2 separate regions of the Homo sapiens genome follow, and region 2 is linked to region 1. A link is a loop called in an ENCODE intact Hi-C map of the cell type or tissue named here. Cell type or tissue: IMR-90. All regions are shown on one strand. Each heading gives the region's core, and the rest is flanking DNA. Links, peaks and the distances in the headings are about the cores only.

What was found. Hi-C counts contacts between places; a loop is a spot of excess contacts. Peaks named below come from ENCODE experiments on the same cell type or tissue, not always from the same donor. Only the 100,000 strongest peaks of a DNase experiment are listed, where the experiment ranks them.
Region 2: a loop joins it to region 1, with 10 times the contacts of the local background. A loop is called at or near these places in 1 of 110 quality-filtered maps.

What each region holds. Positions count from the first base shown.
Region 1 is chr4:118,961,524-118,978,172 of GRCh38, forward strand. All of the region lies in intron 1 of SYNPO2 (synaptopodin 2), which reads left to right. SYNPO2-AS1 (SYNPO2 antisense RNA 1) reads right to left here. Exons shown (of 3, transcript XR_939120.3): 3 at 359-673. Among named protein-coding and RNA genes, the nearest start is that of SYNPO2-AS1, 15 kb to the right of the region's middle. RefSeq lists an enhancer at 6,544-6,593. In IMR-90, for the core only: a CTCF peak has its summit at 7,965 (motif pointing left); DNase peaks (open chromatin) are centred at 3,558, 6,178, 6,618 and 7,998; H3K27ac peaks cover 1,988 bases.
Region 2 is chr4:118,416,731-118,433,379 of GRCh38, forward strand. No RefSeq gene overlaps it. Among named protein-coding and RNA genes, the nearest start is that of PRSS12, 72 kb to the left of the region's middle. In IMR-90, for the core only: a CTCF peak has its summit at 7,523 (motif pointing right); no DNase peak of the experiment used is centred there.

The DNA.
Region 1 (16,649 bases), core at 3,308-11,307:
AGAGAGGCATTCTCCAACGACCTTTACTAGAGCAGCCTCCACCCATTGCTCTATCACGTTAGTCTATTTTTAACTTCCTATATAGCTCTAATTTATCTTATATTTTTTGTGTTTATTGTTAGCATTTTCTCTCTAAATTCGTAAAGCTCTCTAAGGTCTTTCACATTCACTGCTGCCTGCCTGCATCTAGACTACTACCTGGCCCAGAGTAAGTGTTCAATAAATATTTGTCAAATCACGGACATACAAATGTAAAACAATAGAAGATAACTAAGTATTCCTAAAATGTTTGGTGCCAAGAGTGATGCAATGTATCACCAGGAAGGCAGGTTTTTTGTTTTTTATTTTTTCTAGCCCTTGTCCATTTTCAGTATATGGCTCTTTAGTGGGTGTTACCTCCATTTAAATCTTGTCTCTACTGACAGAATGAGGCTTTGGGATGTTCAGCCCATCTTGTTGGTCAGAAAGATAAAATTTTTATCTTTGAACTTATTGTTCTGAAGACACACATAAGAGCAATCACCCTGTGTTCGCTTTTGCTCCCTTTCATCAGGTAGTAGATGGCTGGTAACTGATGGTTCATGTGGTTAGACTTTGAAGCATCCGCACAGCAGCAATGGATGAATTCCTGAGAGCAGATGAGCTCACTGAGGGACTGCTTTTTGAAAAGGAGCTGTCAAAGGAAATAGAGAAAAATGATTAGAAAAGTAATAGGAAAACAAGATGAAACTAAGTCTCTGTAGCCCCAGGGTGATAGAAAATAGCCAATTTATAAAGGAAGTCTTGTTAATGCATCTTTGACATACTATGCTTTTTTACTAGAGGCAGATGTGCCTTTCATTAATCAGTGAATAGCTAAAAATGTTCCTGCAAAGCAAAATATAAACCTAGCGATAACGGGTACCTACAGAGAAGGCAAAGTTGGGAGCACATGGAATAATATAATAATAATTAAAGTATTCAGTTCTTACTTTCTAAAAACATTAACCCTGCTAGGACATTTTCCTAATTATAAAGGGTTTTAGAATAGTCCTAAAATCCCTAATTTTTCTAACATTTTTATTAGGAGAACTTTGACTATTTTTAATAGCTCCAAAGTGTTGGAAATAGAGATCATTTTTGTCCCCTTTCATCATGTGTTGAGTGATTGAGAAATCAGCTAGGGAGATTGGCAAAATCAAGAACTGGGAAAAGCTTCCATCTGCCCCAATCTGATCCAGTCCTGCTTCCATGTTTGGAAATGGTTCCTTGAGCTTATCCACATTTTGTTGGCAGCTCATATTTTTGGAGAATGACAAGTGCTTTTCTCCTTACCACCCATTAGCCATAATCTTGGCCTTGGGGAATGCAAACTGTCTGTAATGTTCAGAATCTGAGGGCAAGTAAGCTGAAGACCAGGTGGAATTGTGGGTGCAGCCATGATATAAGAACTATACTGCAGCCACACACAGAGCTTGCCTGGTGGTGGTATATTTTGTCCCATAATATGAAGACAGAAGGGAAGGAGAGGTCATTTTTCAAAGTAATATAGAGAATAAGAGTTAAACATATCTGAGAGTGAACTCAATTTGTATTGCATTTAATTCCAAGAAAAAGGCACTTCTATAACACCTTTGGTGAGAGTAAATTTTTGTGCCCAAAGTCAGATACTTTCCACAAGGCACCCTAGGCAAGTGTCTATCTTATTAGATCATTACAGTGAGTATACAGACCAGTAGTCTCTGTCCCACTGAAATGTGTTTTCATCTAGGAAAAATAAACTTTTATCATATTTGTAATTTCAAAGGTGGGTTAATTTAATAGCACATTCATACAGGCCACCAGACTAAGAAATAATTTTACCTGACTTACTGATCTGTATTATTAGTAATTAATTGCTACTTCAATGCTGAATAAATCTGAAATAATAAGGAAAGCTTATGATGTTTAGACTTTTTATGTATTTAGACTGGACTGAAAAACTTATTTTTAAGTCTTGCATCTTTAACTTTTTTTAGAAGTTGGAGTCTTGTGATGTTGCCCAGGCTGGCCTGGAACTCCTTGGCCTTCCAAGTAGCTGAGTCTACAGGTGTGTGCCACCGTGTCCAGCTCACATCTTTACATTTTTTTAAAAAAATCAGATTTTATTATACTTGTTTATTTTACCAGTTGATCAAATTCTCAGGGAAATGAGGATAAACTGATTTTTAAAAATTAGTTTTAGTACATGCTGTTATGATTTATTTCCATAGTCTATAAAACTTTAATTACAGAGGTACAATCTCAGATCCTCTGACCAAACAACTTGCATTAAGCTTTTTGCATAAAGGCCTAGGAGACTTGTTACTCATATTTAACCATTGCCTCTAGGCAAACTCATAGTAGCATGGAGGCCACAGCTGTCCTGGATACAGTCTGTCCTCGAAATGCAATCAATCAATCAATCAACCTTCTAATCAAATACTGGCCAGGTGATGCATGGCTCTCACTGAGATGGGATTGCATCCTATTAGGACGTACATGGGTTTTGCATGAGGGGGACCACCCGTCAAGATTATCCACCAGGCTTTTCACTCCATTTAACCTAATTCTAGCATATGGAGCAGGTGCCAAGGAAGTTTTGGGGGATAAAGATAAATAATAGATTTTTCAAAATAAGAGATGTGGCTGTGTGTGGTGGCTCATGCCTGCAATCCCAGCACTTTGGGAGGTTGAGGCGGGCAGATTACTTGAGCTTAGGAGTTTGAGACCAGCCTGGGCAACAGGCAAAACCCTGTCTCTACAAAACACACACAACACACACACACACACACACACACACACACACACACACACACACTAGCCAGGTGTGGTAGTTTGTGCCTGTGGTCCCAGCTACTTGGGAGGCTGAGGTGGGAGGATTGCTTAAGCCTGGGAGGTAGAGGCTGCAGTGAGCTGAGATTGCACCACTGCACTCCAGCCTGGGTGACAGAGTGAGAGCCTGTCTCAAAAGTAAATTAAAAAAAAAAACAATTAAAAACTGAGAGATATGGAAAAAATGTTATCTGAGAAAACCATCAGGTTTTATTTATTAGGGTGACATACTATTTCTCTCTCCCTCTCACTCTGCCTCTCTACTTCCACCTGTATCTCCATCTTTCTCTCTCTTCTTCCCTCCCACTCTTTGATTTGATTTTTTTTCTCATTAATCTTAGGTGGTTTCCAAGGAAGAAAGTTTACGGTAAAGCCATTCATTTATTTATTCAATAAATAGTAACTACTGTCTGTTAGACATTGTGCTGGAGATGTAGATGTTCTTACAAACAAGAAAACCCCTGCTATCAAGAAACTCAGTCCAAAGGACTGAAAAAAAGACAAGAAAATTAACCTTTATGTGGAATACATAGTGTGTCCCAGGTGTTAGCTGGGACCTCCTGGCTCGTTGAGATCTGACTGGAATCAGCACAAAGCTTCCATTTCATGTCCTTTCGAAGCCCAAAGGCTGCTCCCAAGATTTCTGTTGCATTCACAGTCAGCTCTGCCCTGACTTCCTGCTTTCTAATGTACTGTGCATCTTGTAGCTGTTCCTTTATCTCTGTCTTGGCATAAACTCAAGCTTGGGAAACAACTCTTTCTCATCTATTCTCCCTCCCCTACACCACACACAAAGCAATCATAAAAACCAAGCTGATAATATATTGCAAAAACTTGAACTGAGAGTTTTTGGGTCATGGGAGAGCACAGCAATAAACTTCAAATGACAGAGGGCACATTCCTGTTATGAGTCCATTTGCCAGCACCCCCCCACCCCAACCAGGGCCTTCTCACTGTCTGCTTTACCCCACACAGCAGCCATATGCCTGCCAATCTTCTCATCCATCTCCCGGTTCTACTCCTCACATCATCCCTCCTGCACTGCATTCTACCCTCCTTCAAGCTCCAGCTCCAGGATGCTCTTGCTGTCTGTTGTACAGAGTAATTCTGTTCTTTTCATGCATCCCCCAAATTCAAATCCAGGCCCACTTTTTTCATACCTAAATCCATCTTGGTGCTTGGGCAAGGAGACTTTTATGTTCCAGGATCTACTGTCTAGCCTCCATAGAAGGCAATTATGGTTACACAGTATTGTTTTTTCTCCTTCTTTACTTGCACTATGATTCATTTATTCAGTCATTTGACAATATTTACTGGATGTCTGCTATGTATCAGGCACTATTATCGGTGCTGGAAATAAAACCGTGTACAAGATGGCACAGGTCCTGTCCTCATGGATTTACATTCTGGGAAGTACGTACAAGATGATATCAAAAAGTAGAGGGGGCTGGGTATGGTGGCTCACATCTGTAATCTCAGCACTTTGGGAGGCTGAGACGGGAGGATCACTTGAGCCCAGGAGTTCAAGACCCGACTGGGCAAAATATGAGGCCCTGTCACTACAAGATTTTTTTTAAAAAAAATTAGCTGGATGGAGACTGAGGTGGGAGGATTGCTTGAGCCCAGGAGGTTGAAGTTGCTGTGAGCCATAATTGCACCACTGCACTCCAGCCTGGGTGACACGGTGAGACCCTGTCTAAATAAATAAATAAGCCCATACCTCATTCTGGGATGGGAGACTATTGTGGATTATGGAAAGCTAAGTCTGATAGGACAACCAGGATTAATCTAGGTGGATCGGAGGGACTCACGGGCAAAAGTTGGCAGCAAAATTCTCAACCATTCATTTGAGTGGATAGAAAGAAACGGGAAATAGAAAAAGTGGTTTATTTGAGAAGGCATTCATCATCGCTCCCTCTGGCTCCTATACCTCAATGCTCAAGCAATACCTTTAAAGCAGAATTGAGGTATGAGCTCTCTAGGGAGAAAGAAAAGGCAGTCTGCCTCCCCATTTTAGCTTCTGGGTAGAGACGATAGATAGAATAGGCTTGTTTGAGTTGGTTTGTCTTTCCCAGAAACCCTGGAGCACAGCTCCCCCACTTACCCTTGTAAACCCCAAGGGAGGACTTCTTCTATATAATCTTGCCTGAAGAAGGAAAGCTAGGGTATGGCAGAAGGTTTGGTCAAGATCCTAAATTGCTGTGGGATTTAGGATTGGACCCCAGGGCTGCTGCTAGTTCATATGAAGCATTTATAAAAATTTAAATTATATAGCTATGTATCATATATATAACATATATATACACACACATACTTCTGGGATGATATAACCCAAAGCTACTGTTTTACAGGGCTTGGCAAGTGAAAGACCCCCCTCCCCTAGTTCCTCCTGTATTGGGTATTACCTGAACAAATGGTGGCCTAGTTTGTCCCAGATTGTATAGATTTTACTAATGTAGGTTGAACAGATTGATGAAGTTTTTAAAGTATCTGAATCTACTCATGTACTTGAAGAGCAGGTCAGCAGGTCCTTCCTTACAAAGCTCTGAATGATTAGTTAATAACATGGTAGTTTTTAAGGAACTGTACCTCACAGTAAGTACATCTTTTTCCTCTTTATCCAGTTACTTAAAATGACAGTAATAATAGTTAACCATTATTGAGCATAATGGATATGTTCCAGACAGGCACTAAATAGTTTACAAAGATTAATTCTATGAATTCTTATAACAACCTTATAACACAGGAGTGTACTATTATTCCCTTCTAATATTTCAGAAAACAAAGGTTTCAGTGGTTGAACTCAGCTACTGAGTTAATTTCAAGCCCATTTTAGCTCCCACTCTATACTGCCCATTTTCTTTTTTCTCTCCCACCCTCTTCTTTCTTTCCTCTACCTCTGTCTCCCTATAGGAAATAAAAGTCTGCGGAGGAACCACGTAAATATGATTTTCGTCGAGCCACCTGATAACTCTACAATTGACCTTTTAGCTCTGACATTCCCTGAGACTGAGTTTTCCAACAAACAACTTCTCTTTGTTGTTTGGGTTATGCTTAAGAGCCAGCGTTCTGAAAATCCTGGCTTCAGGTTTCCAAACTAGCAGGTTGTGCTCAGAGCCTAATCCTTGCTGGATGGTAGCACATTTCATCACACAAAAACCACAGCTCCTCTTGGTCCTTGGCCTGATGCTCTGCAGCTTCTTTGGCCAACTCAACTAAAAGTGCAGTGGGGAAGCCCCATTCATGGTAATTTCCAGAGAACCATTTGCCTCACTTGGGGAAACGGGTATAGCACAATCCCTGATAGTTTCTGGACAAAAAGGTTCCATGTTTTCCCCTATGCTTTTGGCATGTCTTGGATGATTCCCTTTGGTATGAGTCATCTCCTTAAGAAATCATAAGATATACAGCATTTAACTAAAGTTTGTAACACCAGATTCTCTCCAGAAGGTGTTTTCCTTGATTTGGCTTTTTAATTCTTCTTGATTTGAAAAATCTTTATACCAAAAAAAAAAAAAAAAGTCAACTTAAAACATGGACCTATCCATGCAACTTTAAACTTTATTAGAGAATGTCATATAATGAAGACATACAGCTATTCTATAAAATGTCTAACTATGGTGAAAAAATATGTGACATTCAATGTATTAACTTTCAAATAACATAGCTTAGTGCTCTTGGTTATTGGTTTCCAAAGACTTGCTGAGCATTTCCTTGTTTGGCCTTGGAAGAATTTGCTCTGGGATTTCAGCCTGGCCCTTGACTTGCTGAAAAACCACAAGATGTAGAACAAAGAGAGCAGGCTGAGAAGCCAGTTAGTGAAAATGAAAGCAAGAGGTCCTGGCCTGAGGCTTAGTGTGTGTTCTTGAAAGAAGGAAGTTGCTGCAGGGTCAGGAGAATGTCACTGGAGGCCCTTGCACTTGCTAATGCCAATCAGACCTCATGGGCTCCAGGCAAATCAACAAAGTCTGGAGACGAAATGTTTGAATGTAACTGTTACAGCAATGTCCTGGCTCCACAGAGATGTCTTTTCTCCCAGAGGTTACTGTTTCACCATTAACCATTTAACCATTTTCTCAGCCACTCCTGAGCTCCAGTCCACTCTCCCAACTCAGTAGGAAAAGTGAGTGACAGATTTTCTAAATTAGAGCCCAGACTTCGAAAGGTCACAGCTAAGAAAGCACCCATAGGCATTTGCCTTGCCATTTAGTAAAATTTCTGACCATGATACAGTGATGGGGCAATCTAAGAAGGAAAGGGGACTGGATTTGTGTGGGTTTGCAGAGGTTAAAAGAGCAGTGTCTTCTGGGAGTCCCTGGTGGAGGAGTGATGGGTCTTTTTTCTTTTTAAAGAACTTTAAGTATATACTGACTTGCAATGGGTAGAGCAATTTTTAAAATTTCAAATGAATGGCATAACTCCCTTGTGGAGGCCTCTCTTTTCAAAGTTAAAAACAAATTTTTGCAGAAGCAAGCTCAGACTGATTTTTGAGCCCTCCTGCATTTTCCAGGTGGAAATTCCTTGGCCTTTGAACCCTGACTAAAACGTCAGAGATTATAAATCTAACTGCTAAGTATTATGAAATATAGCGTGGCAAAACAAAAACGAAAACAAAACAGAACGAGAAAATCCACAGAACGAGAGGAGTGAGGAGACCACTGTCTTAGCCTCTATGTAGTTGAGCAAGTCCAGGAGTCTTTCCAGGTCAGTTAAAAGGAGGGACACGAATCATTAGTTAACCTCAAGGGGCCCTTGCAGCTCCTAAATTGTATACTCACATAAACACAACACTCTGTCTCTGGTGGGTTACCACTGTTTTATGATATCCTACACTGTACAGCTAAGTTTTGGACCAAGTTTACAAGGTAGTGTTACTCCCTAAAACATTTTTCTGATATATTAAATTGAACTCTAAGTCCCAGAAATGCTACATAGAAATTACATTGCACTTTGTAAAAGTTGTATATGGCTCCAAAACTGCATTAGAGACTAAAAATATATTTCCAAACTCTTACATGCATGGTGTTCGTTTAAAATGGAAAATGTATTTGTAAAAAAGTACGTTTCTCTCCCGATGGTAATACTGGGTTTATATTATCCATTACCAGTGCTTTCACTGCCCTCTGCTGCTCTGAGGAGGTGTGGAGCGCCAGTCTTTTATATCCCATTGGAGAAGGCCAACTTTTCATTTATGGTCATGATTATTAATGTTCACTGGCATATTCCAAGTGTAATACTATCTGACTTGGAAAATCCCAACAATGAGGTAGCCAATGGCCTGAAACCAAAGAAGCACTGTGTTCCTGTGAACCAGGACTTTCTAAAGTCTTCTGGGGTTTTATTAAGTTCTGGGCGTTCTTTCTATAAGGTCACTAATATATGAAAATAGCTGTTATTTTGGAAGTTGATTACAAGGTTTTTTTTTTTTTTGGTAAAATATCAGTTATTGTTTAAAACATGAAAAATTAGTAGAAATGCCAACAAAAATGATTTGAGATGAGAACCTGGCCTCTTTAAAAAGTAGACTGAAGTGTAATAGAATTTCATTATGGGAATGTTCTATTGTTTGCATTTAACTATTAGATGATTAGCATAAGGAAAATATTGAGCACTTTCATTGTTTCAATTATATTTTTCTATTATTAATTAACAGCATTAGGTAAAATTTCTGTTCATTGTCTAGGACTTCTGTTTAATAATGATAGCAAAAATTAATAATCGACATATATGAGCCTTCTTGGAAATGTACTTGTAATTTGTACTCACTTTCCACCTAGCAAAAGCTTTATCTGAAAGCTGTTTTATTCCTGAATTATAAATTATCAACAGATTTCATTCTCTTAACAATTATCTGTCAAATGCCTACCATGTACCAGACATAAGCATGTAGATGAATAAACTACACTTCTACCCTAAGGTGCTCACATTTTATTCAGAACAAAATATAGATAAATAAATGTTTTATTGAGAAATTTCCAAAGGTCTTGCTATCATATGTGCCAATCAAGAGCCCCAGAAGTTTGATTGTTTCTGATCAAGATCTATGACACAGTCACTAGTGAATAACTCTGTCCCTTAGTACTCTTTAATATTCACTAAATAAAACAATAAGTTTGTATCCCTCCAATTTTTTTACTATATACCCTGTAATAACTTGATACCTCCCTTGGATAAGATGCATGAATGCTTTTACCTTAACCACCCCACATATTATTTACAAATTTGTCTGTATATGATAGAAAGATAAATATACTTCCCATAGCAGATAACCTCATTTCATTATTATAAAGGGACTGTAGTAGAAAACTGGTCTTGCTATATCCAATTACTGCCAAAATAGAGAAAGCTACAAACACTCTAGAACCAAGGTGGGTGGATTTGGCCTATGACCACATAGGCTTTCTAAAGGTTCCCTTCATCTCAGAAGCATTTGCACATGCAGAGAAGAAGTCCTTAGAAGAGGACTAGAACACGGTGGGTGCTTTATAACTCCTTGTCAATAAATGAATGAATAAAGTAATCAATCAAAAAGATCACTTTAGTTTTTCTCAGAGAAATGTCAACATGAGTTCCAGAGGACACAGAATCTTTTCATTTGTTTTGACCCCCAATGATACTTTGTCTCCTTAGACAGGCTTGTTGTTAGACCAACACTCTCTGGGGTGGCAAAAAGCTGGGGTCACTTTGGGACTGAGCACATTCTGGTGCTAGTGAAAGGTCCCGTGAGCACCTTCGCTCCTTCTCTCCCTCCGTGTTAAAATGCAATATGTTATTCTTTGACATGAAGATGAATATATGTTATATTTGATTTCTGAGATTTGCTCAGTGTCTTAAGTTAGCTGTTTTGGCTAATGTTTAGTAAATTACTCTAAACAATAAGCAGATAATTATTATGTGTCTTTTAAACTGAAAACAAAGCGAACCCATGACTCTTAAGAACAAGGAGCCAGAATCCATGGATGGTTATGTTATGCCAGTGTTTTCAAGACAGCAGAGGACTGGGCAACTATCTCAAAGGTCCCAAATGTTGAAGGCTTAGAGTAGCTCTCCTACATCCCACCATCCTTTTAGGCTTTAACTTGAAATGATCAGTTTTACTCACAATGAAGATGCACTGGACAATGTGACTTAGACCTGAGGCTAGAATGGCGCTTCCATATCTTTTAGGAATTAATGTTTATTACATTAAAGCCAATGGGTCTCCAGTGAAAGGGCAACCTGACTTATTCATTCATAGACAGCAAAGCTGGCCTGGAGAACAAAAGCTAGCTGGGCCTGCTAGGGCAGGGTTTGCCTACTTTCTGGGTCCTGAAGCACAAGTGAGCGCATCATCTGTGAACACAGTGGTCTGAGGCAGTAAGAGAAAGACCTGGCCAGCTTTTCCTTTTCAATGCAGTAACCATGGTCTCTGAAAAATAATGGCTCAATGACTCAGTCTCTCTTTAATCAAATTAGCTACTCTTCCCATGCCGAGAAGTGACAGGAGAGATCCAGAAGTGTTATGTTCTCCCATCCATGAGAGGGGTGGACATTCCCTCTTTTGAGAAAGTGTAAGAAGGAAAATAATGGTTTCTTCAACATCACATAATTCTACAGGGATAGACCTCATAGTGTGGTCCCAGTGAGCGTCATAGTACTCTACAGTGGTCTTGAACAGCTTCGTAGGCTTACATGTAGAACTCTATTTAATCTCCACAGAAATTCTATGTAGGAGTTATCCTAACTTCTGACGAGAACTTCCTCAGAACATAAAAGAAAGAGAGGAGACAGAATAATATTTAACTATACTTATAAAAACAATTCTGAGGCCGAGTGCAGAGGCTCATGCATGCCTGTACACTTTGGGAGACAGAGGTGGGAGGATCACTTGAGCCCAGGAGTTTGAGACCAACCTGGGCAGCATGGGGAGACCCTGTCTCTACAAAAAAAGAAAGAAAAAATAGCCGGGTGTAGTGGTGCGTGCCTGTAGTCCCAGCTACTTAGGAAGCTGAGGTGGAAGGATGGCTTCAGTCCAGGAGGTGGAAGCTGCAGTGAACTGTGATTATGCCACTGCATTCCAGCCTGGCTGACAAAGGGAGACCCTGTCTCAAAAAAAAAGAAAAGGGAATTCTGAGATTTCAAGCAGAATCTGATTCCCTTACATTTCCCCAAATAGGAAAATAAAACACTTTTTATGTATTTTTTTCTTTTCCTCCAAGCCCTTCAAACTGTAAGGGCAGTTTGTCTAAACTAACTCAGAAGGGAAACGAGCAAATTTGTCTCTTAGGTGCTAGCTTTGTTTTTTCTCCATCACTTCTAGCATTGTCCTCTTAGGATTGTTGTCAGGTTTACAGAGTCAGCAAGGGTGAAACTGTTTTGCCCACTGCCTACAATTTTAAGTTATACATCTCTAAGTTTAAATCTAGTTCTGTGACCTTGGGCAAGCTACAAAAATCTCCTCAAAGTTCAGTTTACTTTTCATCACATAGTGAGTGCTTAATAATTTCAGTGTCTTTCATTTGAAAATTGGAAACAAATTAGATATTACAGGATCAGAAATACATATTTTGTAAGCTGGCTATCCCCGCTTGCTCACCTGCTTTTTCTCCCCATTCACACCACTTTTTCACACCAATGGTCCCCACTTATTATAACTCAACTTATGATGTTTCAACTTTACAATGGGCTTATACATGCATTAAATGCATTTTTGACTTATGGTATTTTTTGATTTATGATGGGTTTTGTGGGACATAGTCCCATTGTAAGTTGAGGAGCATCTGTAGAGTGAAAAACGTTTGAATTTTTGAGTAAGTCAGAATTATAGAATTAGTAATTCTATATTATTATGTGAATTCTGTTAATTATTATATGAATTCCATCAATTATAGAATTATTAATTCAAGGATTCTATTATACTATTATTAAAATTATAGTACCTCAAATATAAGACTTTCTCAGCATTTTAAAAAGTAGTTTTATTATACATATATACGTATAATGATTCTAGTAAGGCACACACTTGCACTAAGTGTGTGCACACAGAGGTCAGCTTCCTTTCACGGTGGTGCTGATTTTTAAGAGAAAGCCACAGCATAGCACGTATGATATGATACTGGCAGTTTTCGTTTCTGTGATGAGTGAGGATGAATTAATCCCTGTGCATGTCAGGTTTGGCTAACCACCATAAAAATTTCCCTTCACCAAATGTAAATATGTATCTTGCCAAGTACTTTCCACTTACTTTTTAAGCTTCATGTTTTTATTGGAAATTTAACCCATGCGTGTTGAGTTATTTACTGAACTCGGAATACTGTTGGGCAAATGCCAGTTCATAGCCAAAAAATTCCCTCCCCACAAAAGAACCCACCATAAATAGCCACATTTTTTTCTTCTTTCCTTTCATTTTCCTAACCACAATTTTGGATATTAATTAGTATCAGAACTAAAAGAAGCCTAGTTTGGTCCTGAAGTTACATAAAAGCTATATAGGCTACACCAATCAGTAGCCACTGGACATAAAACCTAAACAAACCCCACTGAAATAAGCAATCTAACATCACTCAGAACATAGTTTAACACAAGTAAATTCTTCATTGACCTGTTTTAAGATTCTTCTTTCTTCACAAAAGCAGGAGTCAGGTATTATTGTTCCCATTATACAGCTGAGGACGCTGACTTAAATCATCAACCTGCTTATCTTGGTCATATGATTTTAATTTTTGAAAAGAGAGTTGAGAATGAGAGTTAAACATAGCTAAATATTAAACCTGGACAATAATTATGTTTGAGCTAAGAAAAGAGGCATTTCTACAACACCTTTAGTGGGAGAGTAAATTTTAGTGCTCAAAGGGAATCAGCCGTAGCAAGTGGCATCTGTAGCATTTCTCAGTGGGATGAGATAGAAAATCTCACACAGGTATTGTATCTCAGGCCTTAGAGATTCCATACCTAGTTGTAGTGGTGGCTCTTTTTAGAGCCAAGTTATATAACAGGCTTTCTTGTTTGTGAATATACAGTCCATCCTTGACTCTCTTGCCCATCCTTGGCCACTGGCCCAGCAGAGGCCTAGACCCAGAATATTGTGGAAAACTGGATTTCTTGCCAGATTAGGTTTGACTTCCCTCACAGTTCACTTGTCCACACCTATGACTTCTCCCACATCTATCCCTAATTGATATGTTCAGCCTTGATTTTTCATTTGTCTTCTAGTCTTAATTCAACAATTTGATTGATTTTAACACATCCCTTTGCTTGGATACTTGCTAGCAATGTTCTCACATACAATCAATGTTAATACTGAAAATTTTGAAAAGAGAGCTGGGATTTTAGGGTTTCTTTCCCCAGATTTTGATTCTTTCCCTATGTTTCTTTCTTCTACCAACAGCATCACCATTATTAGGACTTTAGATTCATCCTTGACTTCTGCTTCTCTACATACCCTATCTCTCACTAAGGTGCAGTTTGCTTCAAATGTTGTCTCTTACCTCCTTCCTGGGGTTATTACAGATAACTCTAATCCAGGCTCTCATCACGTTGTTTTTGCAGAACTTTAATGGTTTCCTTGTTTCTCTATCTTCAGTCATCTCCTGTCTAGTCCATCCTACACACTGACTAATCTCCCTAGAGTGCTTACAAACCAATAATAATTTCTCATCACTACTGGATGAGAGCCAAGTGTTACATTCTGGCATTCAAAACTCTTTTCAATATGGTTCTACCCCAGTAATCCAACCTTACTTTCAATAACCTGTCACACACACCTTGCACCCACGTGAGGCCACCCTCTGCACCTCCAGGAGTACACCAGACTCTTTCCCACCACTGTTCTGTCATACTTATCTTATGGGCCACATATCGCTCAGTCATTGGGCTAAAGGAGCTAGACAAAGACCAGCACACAGAGTAACAAATAATTTGGGTGACAGATCCCAAAATCTATGTAGTACTACTGCTAGAAGGAAGACTAATCAACAAGTAGAATAGAGTTTGGGCACCTATGGCAACAGAAAATTTGGGGTTGTCTGGGCAAGAAGTTCCTTTCAGAAAAAGCCAAGCTTTAAGAGTGGGAATAGGCTGGCATATGAATGACAAACAGAGATGAAGGATCCAATACAACCATTATGAGGAACTTAAGGATACACACAGACAGGACTTGGGATATCTACTAACAAGTGGTAGCAGAGTCCAAGCAATCAGGCGAAATTCAAGAGCAGGACTTTCACCCCCAGGAAGGAGGAGGAGGTGCAAGGGGAAATTCCTGTCATAGAAGAGCTGGGTTACCACACAATTTATTAAGGGCACAATTAAGTCACAAAGAGTAAGACACACAGGGATATAGTTACAGGATTAGTTCCCTAGCACAAGGCAGAAGCCTAATCATCAAAACTTGGACTCTGGATCAGAGCCAACCAGCATTAAGTGACCCAGTCTCATACCCCAAAAAACACAGGGCTAAGAATATGTGCTCCACAGCCTGAGAGGGAATCTACCATAGTAAATGCCTTTGAACTTGAATTTCATTCTCCTGCCACTAGCTGTATGATCAGACACAAGTCCCATAACTTTTGTGAGCCTTACTTTCCTCAAAGTCAGGAGAAAAATAAATATTTTACAGATTTGTTGCAAAAATATAAAAGTGCCGGCTATGGAGACTGCCATTTATTAATAGACTCCCTGTCCCCTACCAGAGCTTTTGAAATCTTTCTTGCCCAATAACTGGATTGACTCTAGTGACTTTGTGTCCAGAATTGGTGGGTTCTTGGTCTCACTGACTTCAAGAATGAAGCCGCGGACTCTCGCGGTGAGTGTTACAGCTCTTAAGTTGGCACGTCTGGAGTCTGTCCCTTCTGATGTTCAGATGTGTTCGGAGTTTTTTCCTTCTGGTGGGTTCGTGGTCTCGCTGGCTCAGGAGTGAAGCTGCAGACCTTTGCAGTGAGTGTTACAGCTCTTAAGGCAGCGCGTCTGGAGTTATTCATTCCTCCCGCTGGGCTCGTGGTCTCAAGAGTGAAGCTGCAGATCTTCGCGGTGAGTGTTACAGCTCATAAAAGCAGCGTGGACCCAAAGAGTGAGCAGTAGCAAGATTTATTGCAAAGTGCAAAAGAACAAAGCTTCCACACTGTGGAAGGGGACCCTAGCGGGTTGCCAATGCTGGCTAGGGCAGCCTGCTTTTATTCTCTTATCTGGCCCCACCCACAACCTGCTGATTGGTAGAGCCGAGTGGCCTGTTTTGTCAGGGCGCTGATTGGTGCATTTACAATCCCTGAGCTAGATACAAAGGTTCTCCACGTCCCCATCAGATTAGTTAGATACAGAGTTTCCACACACAGGTTCTCCAAGGCCCCACCAGAGCAGCTAGATACAGAGTGTCGATTGGTGCATTCACAAACCTTGAGCTAAACACAGGGTGCTGACTGGTGTGTTTACAAACCTTGAGCTAGATACAGAATGCCGATTGGTGTATTTACAATACTTGAGCTAGACATAAAGGTTCTCCACGTCCTCACCAGAGCAGCTAGATACAGAGTGTCGATTGGTGCACTCACAAACCTTGAGCTAAACACAGGGTGCTGATTGGTGTATTTACAATCCCTGAGCTAGATAATAAAGACTCTCCACGTCCCCACCAGACTCAGGAACCCAGCTGGCTTCACCTAGAGGATCCCGCACCGGGGCTGCAGCTGGAGCTGCCTGCCAGTCCGGCGCCGTGCGCTCGCATTCCTCAGCCCTTGGGTGGTCGATGGGACTGGGCGCCGTGGAGCAGGGGGTGGTGCTCGTCAGGGAGGCTCGGGCCGCACAGGAGCCCATGGAGGGGGTGGGAGGCTCAGGCATGGCGGGCTGCAGGTCCCAAGGCCTGCCCCGTGGGAAGGCAGCTAAGGCCCGGGGAGAAATCGAGCGCAGCGCCGGTGGGCCAGCACTGCTGGGGGACTCAGTACACCCTCTGCAGCCACTGGCCTGGGTGCTAAGTCCCCCATTGCCCGAGGCCGCAGGGCTGGCCAGCTGCTCCGAGTGCGGGGCCTGCCAACCCCACGCCCACCCGGAACTCCAGCTGGCCCGCAAGCGCGGCACGCAGCCCCGGTTCCCGCTCACGCCTCTCCCTCCACACCTCCCTGCAAGCTGAGGGAGTGGGCTCCGGCCTTGGACAGCCCAGAAAGGGGCTCCCACAGTGCAGGGGACTGAAGGGCTCCTCAAATGCCACCAAAGTGGGAGCCCAGGCAGGGGAGGTGCCGAGAGCAAGCGAGGGCTCTGAGGACTGCCAGCATGCTGTCACCTCTCAACTTGAGGAGACACTAGCCTTGTGGGTGGGATCCAGCCATTCTCCTGATGGCAGGGAAGAGCTTCAGAGGCTAGAAATCAGACATGTCTGGATCATAATCCTACCTTGTCTGTGGAGCATCAACTCTGCCCTATAGAAATTTCTGCATTATGTAGGCCTTCTTTGAACGTATATCATGGTGAGTAGTGCTTGACCTTGTACAGTGTTAGCAATCCCACTTTTGACATCTCTAAAGCAACCCTGTAGGTTTATGGCATTGCCACTTATAATTTTGCAAAGACATAACTTCCACTCAGGAGTTCTGCAAGCCTGGTTCCAGGTAGTAGGTTACTAGCCAAGTGAGTGAACCCAGCAAATAGGACCTCATATATAGTCCAACATAGTTTTGTTGTTATCAAGTTGCCGTTGCATGAATATTTTATGAGGGAATTATATGCTACTGTAGAATTTGTGGATTGGGAATTTTCTAAGATCTTTGGGTGAATTCCTTGAAAACGTCAATGGCTTATGATGTCATAACTTATTGATTTTCTAGTTGCAACTTGCTTCTTGGCCAGATTTG
Region 2 (16,649 bases), core at 3,930-11,929, 540 kb before region 1:
ACTTCAGAATTTTAAAAACCTATTTTATATTTGTAAACAAAAATTTTAATTTTATAAATTAAATTAAATGATTGATTTTGCTGAATTCTATTGCAGTATTATGGCTACTTATAGTAAAGTAATTATAAGGCTCTTTTGACATTTTAAAATCTTTGAAAAAACTCTACATAATGCATCCTATCAAACTATATTTATTGCAAGTCCCAGTTTCTTTGAGAAAGATGGATAGTATCCATTCAGAATCAGAACTATATCTTGGATAAGTTAGCAATCCTTTCTCCAGCTCTATTGCTTTGTTGAGTTCCACAGGGTCTTAAGTAAATGAATGCTAATATCAGAAGGTTTTTTTATTTCAAAATAAGGAATGTGTCTGCAATGCTCTATTTATATAATACATAAAACCATAAATTTTATAACTTTATAAGCTTATAAGGCATATTTCCCGGATTTTCTACTAAAGTTTTGAGGCTATCCTGAGATATTTAGGCATATTTCCCCGATTTTCTACTGAAGTTTTGAGGCTATCCTGAGATATTTAAGTGTCATATTCTAAAAACACAATTTAAAATGATTTGAGACAATTCTTCAGCCTAAATTCCAAGTTTGTCTTTAGATGTAACTGCAACACAATCCCCAAAATTAATTAGTCATATGCACTATAATCCCTCTAGTATCTCCAAGAATTTGGCATCCTTAGTGGCACAAAATTTTTGATGCCATCATGTAATGAGTGTGTTGCTCCACACCAATAGACACAAAAATCATACAGTACTTGCAATAAATAGAAACTGTTTTACATAGCATCTTGGTGAGGTAAGCTTGTATTAAATCCCTTTAACAAAACAAGAAACTAAGCTGTAGAGACCTGTTCAGGCTTGCCTAGGGTAAGTCATAGAATTACTGCTGAAGCTGAGGATACAAATTTACATAGTTTTTGGAGTTTGTGACTACACAATAATGGTATCCTCTTGCAGTTAGAATCAAGATATACTTGAGATATATTTTACTCTACATTATATTTGTGTACCTCAGGTAACATGAGTAAAGGACATGACTTAGCATGAGTTAATTTATTCAGAAACTAGAATTCTCTTACCTTTTTTCCTCTAATTAATTAGCGTGATTACAAATAGTTTCTTTTGAGGACATGTTTAATCTACCAGTAGCTGAATACTCAAAAGGAAATTTGCTTTTTGAAAAAGAAGTGTTCAATATTTAATAAATATTAACTGAGTGACCGCCATGTGCTTGGAGTTTGAGATGTAGGGCTGAACATGACAGGCAAGGTCACTGCTCGATAGCTGTAGCCTCCTGGAAGCACCGGTTTGACTTTTCTAGAAGCGAGGTTCCTGGATAAAGATGAATTTTTAAAAGCTGGAATGAATGAGCAGCAATAGCAGAAGGAGAAAAGTGAGTGAGGGCTCTCCAAGAAGCCATCTGGCAGGCTAAGGGTTCTGAGAGAAGCTCTGGTTTCAGAAGCAACTCAGGAATTACTTCTGTCATATTAGGATGGGATGGTAGGAGATTGGGAACTCTAGGGACTAGAAGTCATTTAATTTCCTGTCTACAATCCTTAGAAGAGGTTTTGAGACTTGCAACCTAGGACCTTAACTAATCATCTTCCCTCAGCATTGATAGAATTCTTTATTATACATGTTAATATCAGATTAGTCAGGATGGGCTAGATTATGCTGTGTTAACAGCCATTCTCTAAATCTCTGTGGCTCAACAGGGAGCTCTGCCTGTCATGGTCACTTGGGACCCAGGCTTTGGGTATAAGGCTACAGCACATGGAAAACGTATGACTGTCTCTCAGATTCTTAAAGTTTCTGCTGGAAGTGACATGTCATTCTGCTCACAGTTCATTGGCTAAATGAGTCACGTGGCTGTCTCTAACTTCAAGGATGGTATGAAATTCCAATCCTACCATGTTTCTAGAAGGAGAACCAGCCCTAATCACAATGCTACATGTTTATAGCTTGCCTCATAGAGTTTACTGTATTCTCCTGGTATAATTTTCTTACATGCTCAACTGGAGAGGAAGCTCTTAAATAGAAAAAAATCACAGTAAATTTCCTTTAAAAGATCTATTTTACAACTCTGGCATGATGGAGCACAATGGAGTCCTTAGTAATGGACTCCATCTCTTCCATCAGATAAAATCTTGATAACTGAAGTTAAAATTTGAATAATGAAACCAAAGGAAAAAAATTAAATGAATTTTAAGACAATTGAGATAAGAACAACTGTGGCGTCAGCATAATTCAATTTAATAATGTATTAAATATTTTGCAGAAAAGTGAAAAGAAATTGATAGCCAAATCAATGCAGCATTAAGCCACCATTTGGTCTAATTTCTTGCTGAATTGACAAAACAAAACACCAGTTTAGTTATATAAACATGGCTGATGTTTATACAAACAACAGAATTTGCCGGTAGCATTATCACTGGAAAATAAGATGTGTGCTTAATTCTTGTATGTTCTGAGCCCATCTAGGAAGAACATAAAAGACGAAGAACAAAGCAATCACAGGATGTTATCATGAAAATATCACCTTTGGCTGGAGTAAAGTTTTGGCTAAATGTGGCACTAGTATTTATTACAGCTCACCTTTTTATAATGAAAGGCTATGGACTGAACATTCTTATTATTTCCCATTTTCTTACCACTCTATCCCAACACACATGCACATGCATGCACACGCGCACACACACTGGCACCCACACCCATGCATGTGGGACACACAGAGCAGCCCAGGCAATTTCAATTGTTGGGAGCTTTGCTTTTATTAGGTATTAGTCTACGGACTTGCTTTCTCTTTAGAGAGACTAAGTGAAACCAAACTCATTTCCACCCAGTTAGCCTGCTGGAACCTGTAACAGTTACTGTAATGTTAAAAGCAGTAAAACAAAATAAAAACCAGTCAGTTCACTTACTCCTGAAGTCCGCAGTTTGGTGTTCAGCTTTAAAACATATGCTCTGGGTGTCCTGTGGTGGCTACCAGAGGCTTTGGTGAGTCATTGTCAACCCAGTGGCTAGAGAAGGGCTGGAATGCCCCTCTTAAATACAGAGCCACGTTTGTCCTTCAGAATGGCTGCTCGAACGAATTTATTGCTCAACTCGAAAGGCCGTTTTTTATAACCCACTGCAGTTGTGCTTCATGGGTTTCTCCACCTATCCTGTAAAGTGTATTGGGAAATTAATTTTGTAGATTTCCTCACACTGCAGTGACTAGGGAAATCACCCATTCGTTATTATCTAATGAGGAAAAAGTGGAAACATCTAGAAGCACTGCTCCCATCCTCCTCCCCAGCCCACACAGACACCTACCTCAGGCCCTCCCTGTCCCAGGTGAGCAGAGGGCCCCACCTTCGGAGGTTGCCTCCCTTCCACCTTCACCAATCCTATGACCAGATTATCCCCAAGGAAATGTCAATTTCCAGGCAGCAAGGGAATCATATAAAGATAAGATCATTGAGAGATTTTTTTCCTCCGTGATTGGCAGTTTATATTTTCTTGGGTCTACAAATCTGACAGCATTTATTAAATTTTCTAGTTTGATACTGACCTCTGTCTGATGCTGGGCTGTCACCATGCCCAAGACTGAGGGGACCCACAGTCTAGCTAGAAGGCATGGATCAATTCCAACTGTCCTACCCCTAGCCTGTGGGCAGGAGAAAGCTCTCAGGCTCTGGCACAGGAGTCCCAGGGGCAGGATGCATGATCTTCCACTGTGCCTCCCAGCCATGCTGAGCAGCAAAGCAGACCATGAGCCGGTCTCCCTTAAATTCATTTGCTTGATTTGTCCTTGAGTGTCCTTGGATGGGTTTGTTCCCTCCTTGTCCAGTATGTCTTGGTCATCCTGATTCCTGGGCTTGGCTCCCAGGTTGATTCTTTCCCTGACACAAAACAGGCACTATGGGCAAAGACACCTGCAGCCTTGGAGAGACCAGAGATGCTGGATGTTTCCTGTTAGCACTCAGGAAAGCTCAGAGCCTTTGATGAGCATCTTTTGATCCATTAGTTAAAACCACGCTGGGTTCTTTATAGTGGTTAGTTAGCTCTGGGCTATGGGATTGTGGAAGACATTCATTTCTTCTTTGGATTCACCTGGATTTTCTGCAACGGACATGTATCGATAAAATACATGGTGCTTTTCAGAAATTGCCCCATCATCATGTTGCTGTTGTTGTTATTGATATTGTTGTTTCTGATGGATAGAGATCTAGGCCTGACACTCCAAGCAGTGTGAACAGCATTTACCTTGATAAGCATTCTTACATCTTAACCCTCGGGAATTTTAAATAGAAGTGTTCTGTGTGATTAAATTAACAGGTTTAGAGATGGGTGTCCTGGTTATTTCCTTTGTTCTCCTCCTGGTAGCTGCCTGCACTCACAGCATGTTGGGAATGGTGATTATAAATGTAACCATGCTCTCTTCTTGTAACTGGAGAGCCCAGGTACCTCTTATCCAGCATGTGACCCTCTTTCTACCTCAGGATAGTCATACTCTTAGGCTTCCTGGATTTATTCAGGGCCAAAGGAGTGGTCAAGGTCCTTTTTGTTTTGCCCTATTCCCTTTGGAAAACATTTAGTTTATGCCCATGTTACAGATTGCAAAATACAGGCACATATTCTCTCTAATGTGGTCTGCATGTCCCTTTGCAAGGACATGCAATGTGACTTCACTACTCCTTTCATCAAGAAAAGGAGCCTCTTGGCCGGGCACGGTGGCTCACGCCTGTAATCCCAGCACTTTGAGAGGCCAAGGCCGGCGGATCACGAGGTCAGGAGTTGGAGACTATCCTGGCTAACACAGTGAAACACAGTCTCTACTAAAAAATACAAAAAAAAAAAAAATTAGCAGGGCGTGGTGGCAGGTGCCTGTAGTCTCAGCTACTTGGGAGCCTGAGGCAGGAGAATGGCGTGAACCCAGGAGGCAGAGCTTGCAGTGAGCCTAGATCGCGCCACTGCACTCCAGCCTGGGCAACAGAGCGAGATTCTGACTCAAACAAAAAAAAAAAAAGAAAAGAAAAGGAGCCTCTTTACCCTAATCTGGGCAAGCCTTGCAACCTGATTTGCCAAAAAAAATATGAAAGAAGCAATGTGATGTGATTTTCCAGGCTAGAATGTAAGAAGCCTTGGAGCTTCTGCTTTTACTGTCTTCAGATGCTGCCTGAAACCACTGTAAGAAGCTCTAACCTACTGGAGGATAAGGGGTGAGCCCAAGAGCATCAAGGCTCCCATCAACAGCCAGTCCTGTGAGTGAGGCCATCTTGGACCTGCCAGCTCAGTAAACCCTTTTGCTGAACACAGCCCAAGGAAGGAACCCTTGCAAAATGAAATCATGTGGTCAGTTTGCGGGGTGGTTATTACACAGCAGTAGATGATTGAAAAGGCCCAGTGTCTTCCTGGGGACTGAAACACCCACCTCCTGTTCATGTTGATACACGGTGAGCAGAATATGGATGTGGGAGTGGTGTTGGTTGCAGGTGAGGTAGAGAAGCAGTAAACAGAACACGAAGACCTGATGTTCCAGGGTCGGGAGTTTAGACTTGATCCTAACAGCGGCCATAGGCAGATTTAGGCAAGAGAGTAACGTGGTCAGATTTTCATTTTAGAAAGTTACTTTGACATCCATGTGGAGAATGAACTTGAAGGTCACAAGGCTGATGGAGCCAGGAAGACCATTTGGGAAGTGATTGTAGTAATCTACTTAAGAGTTCATTACGAGCTGGGGAATGGGGAGGTGTTAGAGAAGAGAAAATGGATTTGAAGAGCTGAGGGATGTTAAAAAGGCAAAACTGGGCCAGGGATGGTGGCTCACGCCTGTAATCCCAGCACTTTGGGAGGCCAAGGTGGGCAGATCATGAGGTCAAGAGATTGAGATCATCTGGGCCAATATGGTGAAATCCCCTCTCTACTAAAAATACAAAAATTATCTGGATGTAGTGGCACACACCTGAAATCCCAGCTACTTGGGAAGCTGAGGCAGGAGAATCGCTTGAACCCAGGCAGCAGAGGTTGCAGTAAGCTGAGATTGCACCACCGCACACCAGCCTGGTGACAGAGCAAGACTCCGTCTAAAAAAAAAAAAAAAAAAAAAAAAAAAAGGAAAATTGTTGGGACTTGTAATTAATTGGGTGAGGAAACTGAGTGGCAAATGGTCTCAGCTCTACACATAGAGAGCCCTGGGGACATAGGGAGAGCACATTTGGAAGGAAAGATGATGATTTTAGTTCTTAAAATTTTGTTTGTGGAGGAGGCATTCAGACAGAGAATTCTGTTGGGAAGTTTTATGTAGAGAACTACATCTAAAGAGGTCAGAAGTGAACTTCAATAAAATTGAGGTGACCAATGATCATCAGTTTTAAAGAGGACATATTTTCTTTTTCTGTTAAAGGGAACACACTTATGAGTCAGAAAGCCAGACTTTTATTTTTTCTCGCCAAAGGTTATTGTACAACCTACAGAAGAGAGTGTAAACACTGGTCTTTAAGATGAATTGTAAAGCTCTAAAGAGAATAAGAAAAATTGTGTTTCATGATTTATGATGGATAACATTTTAGAGTTGATTTCATAAGAGAATTCATTAAGCCAATAGACAACCATGGCATTTTAACTGTAGTGTTTAAGTATCTTTAGCTCTGATTTTTTAATTAGCAGAAGCAAATAAAGAGAGCTTCGTTTTAACCATGAGAAATCTCTCTTCTGTACTTCATGTGACTAAATTTGTCCAGATGCTGCTGTTCAAATAATCACAGCGATTGCCAACATAATGGTTAATTTCCTGAGAAGTAAGTTCATGCTTTGCCTCAGTTTGCTCCCCTGTAAGATCAGACAGCAAAATAAGAATAAAACCGACTAATAGGTATTGATTGCCTCTGGAACAGCTATCAATATAAAGAGCCAGACAAAACACATAATAAAGAATTGTGTTAGTGCCAGAGAGACTTTAGAGATCATTTGCCCATCTCTTTACCTTCTCCCACTTCTTTCTGTCCCTCCACCCCCCCAGCTCTGATACAGACACACGGGATATTAGTAAAGGATAGTATTTGTTGAGAGCCTTTTGCGTGTCAGGCACTGCTTCTAAACGTTGTATAATACCAGCTCATTCAATCTTCAAATCAATGCTATGCAGTAGGTACTCTTCTTCTTTTTTCTTTTTTAATTTTACAGCTGAGGGACTTAGGTATGGAGAGGTTAGGTAACTTGTTCAAGGACACCAAGCCAGTCAGGGTGCCACTGGACCTAAGACAAGGTAACCTGGCTCTGAGACCAACCCCACAGAGAAGTATGTGGATGCTGACAACACTGTAGGAAGTTACAAGGAGCAAAAGAATAGCAGCCTCAGCCCTGAATTCCACTGTAAGCTTCCCTCTAATCTTCCCTGCCTCACTCTCAATCAAATAAAGAGCTGATCAGGAAGCAACTATGCACGGTCTTCCCCTCCACACCTCCAGCCCCAGCTCCCTTCCCCAGACTCAGTGCCTGCCAGCCTGTGCCAGCCCCCAAGATGGCAGTGTGGAGCCATGCACCAGGTCTGCCGCGCACCCAGCAGTCGGCTGTGGGTTCTTTGTATCTGTCAGAGTCCTGGCAGGAAATGGTTTCATTCTCAAAGGGTTAACTAGGAAGAATTTAGTGAAGGGTCTGTTTACAAGGTTTAGGAACTAACTGAAAATGGTGAAGCACCCAGGGACTGGCACTGGAGCTTCCCCACGGGAGCTGAGGCCAGAGAAGTATACATCCATTGTTGTTTTAAAGAGTGGTTAACTATCTATTTGCTCTTATTTTCAACATTTCTGCTGGGGCCTTGCATTGAGCAAACTCAACTGTAATCTAGAGAGCAGGGACTCCTGAGTGGCACATTCAGTGGGAGTCAGCTTCCTAGGGAATCATTTATTTATTTATTATTTATTTATGAGACAGAGTCTCACTCTGTAGCCCAGGCTGAAGTGCAGTGGTGCGATCTTGGCTCACTGCAACCTCTGCCTCCCGGGTCCCTGTTCAAGCAATTCTCCTGCCTCAGCCTCCTGAGTAGCTGGGATTACAGGCACGTGCCACCATGCCCAGCTAATTTTTGTATTTTTAGTAGAGACGGGGTTTCACCTTGTTGGCCAAGCTGGTCTTGAACTCCTGACCTTGTGATCTGACTGCCTCGGACTCCCAAATTGCTGGGATTACGGGTGTGAGCCACTGAGCCCTGCCTTCCTAGGGAATCTTGTAGGAAGGACAAAGGTAGAGAATCTGTCTGATGGCAGAAGCAAATGAATGCCCATCACATGCACTTTCTTCCAACAGAGCAACTCGGATACTATGAAACAATGCTAAGTCAGTCTCAGTGTCTGTTGCAGTAATATTGTACATACTGTAGGTCTTAATCATAGGAAATTACATGCCCATTGCCCTGTGCGCAGACCGGAGCGCACTTATGGGGGGCCCGTAGTCCTCCTTTCAGACATCTTTTGTTTCTCTGCCCAAACAAGTGGCCTTCCCATAGAAGACTGCCCAGAGAACCCTATGGCAACCCTACCCTCTTATTCCACTTTATTTTTCTTCAAAGTGTTTATTACTCCCTGTTGTTATGTTAGACTCTATATTTCTGTATTTGCTGTCCTCCAACTTGAAAAGAACCTCTGAGAGGGGAGGGACTTTCCTGGTCACATTCACTTGTCCCAGCACCTATGATGGTGCCTGACATATCTCAGGGGCTCCTTAAATATGTATTGCTTGACAATGGGTATCATGGCTCAGCCTCCTCTGGGGTTAGGAGGCTGGAGGAAAGAAACTTTAGCATGAGTGCAGTGAGAGTAAAAGAATTCAGCAGCTCTAATCAGGGAATGAATCTGGTGTGTAATAGGATCTCAAGGCTTGACTCCTAGTCTAAGACCATTTCTGGAGTTTGCTGACTTGATCCCCATGCTTCATCATTAGCACTTTGCAGGGAAGGAGCTGAGCATGGATCTTGACTCTGAATTGGCTGGGGCATGCAAAATCGGGGGAATGCTTGGTGTTGCCCAGGCTCAGCTCTGCCTAGACACATGTGAGGGCCAAGATCTGGTTTGTGTTTCATGAGCTCTCCCAGGATGAAGACCCAGCCAGGCTGTCTGAAGAAGGGGTGTTCTTGAGTAGGAGGGAAGGTCTGCTCCAATATGAAAAATCTAACAATAGCATAGTCCTTAAGAGCTTGAGCTTTGAAGAGGGAGAACAGACCCATTTAAGGCACGAAAAATAAAGGAATCTCTTGAGTACCTCCAAGGAAAATTCCAGCCACCTGGCTAGCCTCAAGAAGTAGATGAGCACCCTGATAAGTAAGAAGGTAATAATAGCTTAAAACAACAGTCAAGAAAATTAGAGCCACAAACTAATCTTAAATGACGAGTTAATGGGTGCAGCACACCAACATGGTACATGTATACATACGTAACAGAACTGCACGTTGTGCACATGTACCCTAAAACTTAAAGTATAATTTAAAAAAAAGAAAATTAGAGCCACAAAATGTTTGTTTCCCTATAGAAACTAGAGATAACATCTTAACATATGTCCCTGAGTTGTTTTGTAGAAACCCAGACCCCGCTAAATGGAAAATACCACCTGTTGGCTCGTAGATCTCAGATAAGGAGGAACTGAGGACTGAACTCTCACAACTGTTCTTTGTTCTCAATTTCTTCCTGAGGGACCTGGAGGAAGTCACACCCACAGGCCAGAGCAGAACATTCCTTTCTGCTGACCCCAAGTTTGTAGCCAAAACTTAACCAATCACAAATCAGAAAATCTTTGGGTTTTTGTTTGTTTGTTTGAGACAGAGTCTCACTCTGCTGCCCAGGCTGGAGTGCAGTGGCACGATCTCAGCTCACTGAACCCTCTGCCTCCCAGGTTCAAACGATTCTCATGCCTCAGCCTCCTGAGTAGCTGGGATTACAGGTGCACACCACCACGCCCAGATAATTTTTGTATTTTTAGTAGAGATGGTGTTTTGCCATGTTGGTCTGGCTGGTCTCAAACTCCTGGCCTCAAGTTATCCACCCACCTTGGCCTCCCAAAGCTCTGAGATTACAGGTGTGAACCACTGCACCTGGTCTCAAATCAGAAAATCTTTGAATTCATCTAATGGTCACCTATCCTGTGGGCCCTCACTTCGAGATATTTTGCCTTTTTTGGCCAAACCAATATGTAGCCTCCATGTATTGTATGACCTTGCCTGCAACCTCTGCCTTCCCACCTTTAAAAACCCTTACACATAAACCATCAGGGAGATTAGGCCTTAAGGATTAGCTGCCTGATACTCCTTGCTTGCTGCCTGCAATAAATTCCTCAACTTCTGTCTCAGCAATGCCGATATCAGTGCTTGACTTTGATAGGCTGGGTGGGTGGACCCAAATTTGGTTTGGTGACCCTTTGAGCTTAGATTCAAAATTCTAGTTTTGTCACTCTGCAGTTTTGTGATCTTGAGCAAGTTACTTAACCTCTCTGAGCCTTGTTTGTCATGTGTAATGAAAAGAGCTATACTTACCTTGTGAGGTAGTCCTCAGGATTCAATGAGATAATAAGTACTCACTAAACAAAACTCGTTATTACAAAAGAATCACTTTGTCTCTGAAGTGGGCAATTCAACCCATTTCTAGGAGATTTTAAACATGATTTTAGATATTTGGTGTGATTTTGTGAATGGGTTTATCGTTAATAGCTTTCATGCTCCAGAATTTTCTTGAATAATAGGTTTTTGCAAAGTGCATTCCATGGAATACTCATTTGGGTGACGTTAATAGACATCACTCAAAAGCTGGGTGAATATTACAATGTTTACTTCATCTGTAACAAGCTGAGTAGCTACAGTACATATCTAAGAGGGGGCTCTAATTCTCAATATTTTCCAAATTTATGAGATCACAGACTTTTCTTTTAGTGAAGTGCTTAATGAAACTTAAGTTCTGTGAAAAGTACTTTGAGAAATATTGCTTTAAAAAGAAAAAGATTGAGCCCTGTATCAGGGGAAATATCTAATATTATATTAAACAAAAAAGTCCCACTGAAGAAAATCATCTTATTGTTCATAGACCTTAGTTTAGGTATTGGGGCCAAAGGATGGATGACCATTTCAAATGATCCAGGCTAAGTCAGGAGGAGAGCTCAAAGTCTGATCTGGTGAGTAAGTTGTGAAGGGAATATGATGAAAAAGTGCACTTCTATTGCAAAGAAATCATGAGCTAGGTTTATACGCTATGCTGTGAATGGCCAATAGATTATAAATTCAACAGTCTCCCTGTCACAGCTATGGTAATGACGACTGTTTAGGCCTTAGGGGAGCTTTAGGGAGAGGCAATTTCATACTTAAGTCACACTGACTTAAAAAGTGAAATATTTGAAATCATTGTTGAAATCACTTGGAGGTCGTCAGCAAGCGGGTGAGGTTGGAATGCCTATCATTTTCCTCAACCTCACGTCCTCTCATTTTCTTATTTGAAAATCTATTTGGCTCAGAAACTACACCTAGGGTTAGTCAAAAATCACCTCCTGATGTTCCTTTTAAAGGAAGCTTCCAAGTTATTTGAATAGCTTCCAAGTTATTCATCGAGAAACAAAGCAAATTCAAAGATTATGTCCGTAGGCACAAACTGGATGTTAAGAAATCCTGGCTGCATAAACAATTGTCTTATAGAAAAGAATTTCTGTTCCTCTTTTCCCTCCCCTTGTCAATCCTATTTGTCTCAGACCTGGGTTCAAACACTAGCTGTAGAGGCTATAAGCTACTGGAAGCACATTTGAGCCTGAAATAAACTGAACCTCTTTTGCCTTGGTTTTCTCACTTGTAAATGGGGATTTTTATGCCTACCTCAAAGGTACGTTGCAAGGATCGAGGGACAGAAAGTGCAGCAAGTGGCCAATGAATAGAAGTCTGGTTTTCTGAGCATCCTTGCAGCTGCAGGCTTCAGTCTACCAGAGAATGTGAGGTGTTATTCTTCTAGGGCAGTGGTTAGAAAAGAAAATGAAAGTAGCAATACTCTTTTCCTAATGCAACCATAGATGGATGACCAGAATTTGTAATCCATAAGGTAGAAGCTGCTGTGCCTGAGGAAATAGAAAGTGGGCAGAGGTGGAGGGGCAAGGTAGGGAGTGGAGTGGAAGGTAGGGAGAGTTTGATCCTAGCCTGCACTGCTCCTCAGAGGTACTTTAGCCCCTTTGGAACAGTATTAGAAAATCATGGCTCTATCAACTCATGTCTGAAAATCAATTGCTATTTCAGAGCAGGAGGTGACCAATCTTGGAAATAAGGAAGGGAGAGAGGCAGCCAAGCCAGCAGCTCCTAGGATTAGTCACTGCCTGGAGCCAGTTCTTGGAAGTTCCCCAGAAGCTGTCCAGTCTTATGTCATGTCTAGTCAGCAGAGTCCCAAAGAAGCTTGTCATTCTCTAGGCATTTGTGCTTACATTCTGATGGGCCTAATAGCAGGGAGATGACATGGAGCCCAGGCAGAACAGCTGAGATTTCTACTGGTCGTGACCTCCATCTTCTCCTTCATACCTTTCCTACCTTTCTTTTTCCATGCATTCAACAGACATTTATTACCCAATAAGTGCCAGGTAGTAAGCCAGGACCTGGGGAGAGCAGATGAGTAAGACACCGTCTCTGTCTCTCAGGAACTCTCAGATTCTTAGGGACACATGTACATCCTAATAAACACAGTAAATCTCATGAATGTGTAAGTTTAAATTATTGATATAGGCACACACAGACAGAGGGACTTCATTCTTTGCAGGTTCTATAGTATTTCATGCCCACTCTCCTTTCTTCCTTTGCTGCTCACATCATCCTTCCTTCAAGGAATTTGGGGGAATGGTAGACTGAAAGTGGCCCTTTCTGCATAATTCTTCTTGAAAATAAACATTTGCTCTCTTCTTAGAGGCTGACTATACTGAGAGCTACCACTCCTTGGCTGCTTATTAGCCATTGGGTTATTGCTAAGCCCTTTACATATGTTATATCATTTAATTGTATTGAATCTTCACCACAACACTTCAATGGAAATATTTTTCCAAATAAGGAAAGGTGAGAATCAAAGTAGTTGTATTAGTCTGCATTGCTATGAAGAACTACCTGAAACCGGGTAATTTATAAAGAAAAGAGGTGGGCTGGGCACGGTGGCTCATGCCTATAATCCTAGCACTTTGGGAGGCCAAGGTGGGCAGACCACGAGGTCGGGAGTTAGAGACCAGCCTGGCCAACATGGTGAAACCCCGTGTCTACTAAACACACACACACACACACACACAGATTAGTTGGGTGTGGTGGTGCACACCTGTAATCCTAGCTACTCAGGAGACTGAGGCAGGAGGATTGCTTGAACCCTGGAGGTGGAGGTTGCAGTGAGCCAAGATCACACCACTGCACTCCAGCCTGAGTGACAGAGCGAGACTCCATCTCAAAAAAAAAAAAAAAAAAAAAAAGAAAGATGTTTAATTGACTCTCAGTTCCACAGGCCATACAGGAAGCATGGCTTGGGAGGCCTCAGGAAACTGACAATCATGGCAGAAGGTGAAGGGGAAGGAGGCACGTCTTACTTGGCTGGAGAAGGAGGAAGAGAGCTAAAGCGGGAGTGCTGTACACTTTTAAACAACCAGATCTCATGAGCACTCTATGATGAGACAGCACTGGGGGATGGTGCTAAACCATGAGAAACCACCCCCATGATCCAATCACCTCCCATCAGGCTCCACATCCAACACTGGGGATTACAATTCAACATGAGATTTGGGTGGGGACACAGAGCCAAACCATGTCAGTAGCAAAGAGATTTTCCCACACAGCTAAAAAAAAAAAAAAAAAATGGAGAATCTGGATGTGTGCTTAGGTTTGTCTGATTCCCGGTACACTCCCCTATGCCATTTCTGATCTGCAAAGAACCTGATCCCAAAGCCTAATCCCAATATGATCCTAGAGCCAAGAGATGAGGCGTGAAGTAGCCACCTACTTTGTGTGCTTTCAAATCAGATATGGCAAGATTCTTTGAAAAATCAGTCAACTGGATTAAGCAATGCCTAAGTATGAAAGGATCCTTAGAGGAACTAAACCATTTCTTCATTTTGCTCCATGTTCTTTCTGTGGCTCTACCAAGTTTGTAGGTTAAGAGCAAGGCATCAAAACTTACTGAGTTTTTCTTCGACACTGAATTGACTCGTTGTCTCAAGAACAGGGAGTCATTGCCCTAGTCTCATCTCTTAACATTTACTTTTCTTTCTTTTGACTAATGGAGATGGTGCTCCCTGCTCTCTCTAGGAGACCGCAGGACCTAGATGATAACCTGCATCCCTAATCCTAAAGGGAGCCTAAGAGCAGTAATGATGGCCCTCTATTTGCAATAGATTACACTTTTCCCATATAAAGCTCTTAGAACTGTCACTGTGAATGATGTGCTGATTGGAGATAATGGTGACAATGATAATTTTATAATTGTACTTTGTACTTCTCATCTCCTCCTGGAATCACAAAAGAATTTGTACATATCCCTTACTCAAAATAGATCCATTAGTTAAACTATTATAAGATAAAAAGGCTACAGATAAAATGCTGCCCATTGAGGCCCAGAGGGGAGAGAGTCAAGTGGACTTAGAAATCCCCAGCCCGGTGCGGTGGCCCATGCTTGTAATCCCAGCACTTTGGGAGGCCAAGGCGGGCAGAATACCCTGAGGTCAGGAGTTTGAGACCAGCCTGGCCAACACGGTGAAACCCTGTCTCTACTAAAAATACAAAAATTAGCTGGGTGTGGTGGTGGGCGCCTGTAATCCCAGCTACTCGGGAGGCTGAGGCAGGAGAATCACTTGAACCCAGGAGGCGGAGGTTGCAGTGAGCAGAGATCATGCCACTGCACTCCAGCCTAGGCGATAGAGTGAGACTCTGTCTCAAAAAAAAAAAAAAAAAAAAAAAAAAAATCCCCATATCCCCATTCACTGTCCTTTTCTCCAGAAAATACTCCATTTCATATAACTGTCTAAACAACCGTTTAAGGTCTACACAAGATTGTGAAGTGAACCTGCAGGATTAGGAGGGTAAGGATTCCCACCTAGGTGGGCTCACTTGCTCTGCCATACCTGGGTAGGATCCCAGCCTGCTTCTGTGATTGTCAGGAGGCACCAAAAAGGCTACCCTAGGTTTTCTGTCATTCGGCCCAAACATTTCCTCTGCTGGGCAAATGTGGAAAAGAGGCATTAAGCTGGTGCTCCCACAACTGAAAGGAAAGCAATTCTCTTTCTGTTGTGGTTCCTTCCTCTTTGGACTCTTTTCTTCCATTCCAGCCTATCCCCTTCTTGGAAAAGCTGTTCTACCAATAGCAGGGAAGAAACAGCCCTGTGTACCTGATACGCTACCCTGGGCACAGGCGATTGGACCAGGGATAGACACCTGAACTGATCTGGGCAGATGCCCTCTTCTGGCCATTGAGAATTGACAGCATCAGACATCTAGAACATCATAGTATTTTAAAATTCTGCAGGGACATCCACCAGGCTGAGGGGGACCAATTTTGTTTTAAACATGTATCCTGAACTTGGCTGGGCATGGTGGCTCATGCCTGTAATCGCAGCACTTTGAGAGGCCAAGGTGGGCAGATCACTTGAGGTCAGGAGTTTGAGACCAGCCTGGCCAACATGGCGAAATCCTGTGTCTACTAAAAAATACAGAAATTAGCCAGGCGTGGTGGTGTGTACCTGTAATCCCAGCTGCTGGGAAGGCTGAGGCAGGAGAATTGCTTGGACCGGGGACGGGGAGGTTGCAGTGAGGTGAGATCATGCCACTGCATTCCAGCCTGGCCAACAAGAGCAAAATTCCATCTCAAAAAGAAAAGTATCCCAAACTTGGAAATCAAAATAGGATGACTGCACGTCTTTCTAATGCCATACTGGAAGGTTGCCTAACAAACCACCAAAGCTTTTTTTAACTCTCTAAGGGAATGTACTTTTGTTTGACTTACTATTTACTATTGATTAGGGCCCAGACTCTGCCAAGTTACATGTTAATTTTTGTCTGGTAGAGATACAAATGATTTTTGTCCTGTAAAAAGATTTTATTGCTCTACAGGACATTAATGAGTGAGGTTTCCAAATTAGCAAACTTATGTCAGCATGCTGTTTCTGATGGTCTATCCAAATCTTTCTCCTTCCAATTCTCTTTTCAAACAGCTTTACCATCTTCTGGTTCTTTCTTTTGTGAAGTGAACAGATCTTTATACACACTCCCTATAGACTTATATAAGAATCATGTTTTCACTTTTTGAAAATGATGCTTTGACAATTCCACTGAACAGGCTGGGGAAAATTTTATGAGAATTGTTGGATCCTGCTCACAAGCAAAAAGATAAAACCAGGCTATCCTCTATCATGGCTGATCTGGGGTTCATTCCCAGAAATGAGGGTCTTGGATCAGGGTCAAATATGTGGGTGGGGTGGGCTCAATTGCTGAGATACCCATCTCATGAGGAAGGATGGGACCCATATTATGGGAAACAAAACAGGAAGAATGAGAGTGAAAAGATTAATGCTTTCACTAAATTGGGAAAACAGGAGAAAGTGTTGTTGGATAAAGAAGGAACTTTAGCACAATGAGCAGAGACAAGACGGTAAATGTTCCTTATCCAGTAATCTCTGATGAAA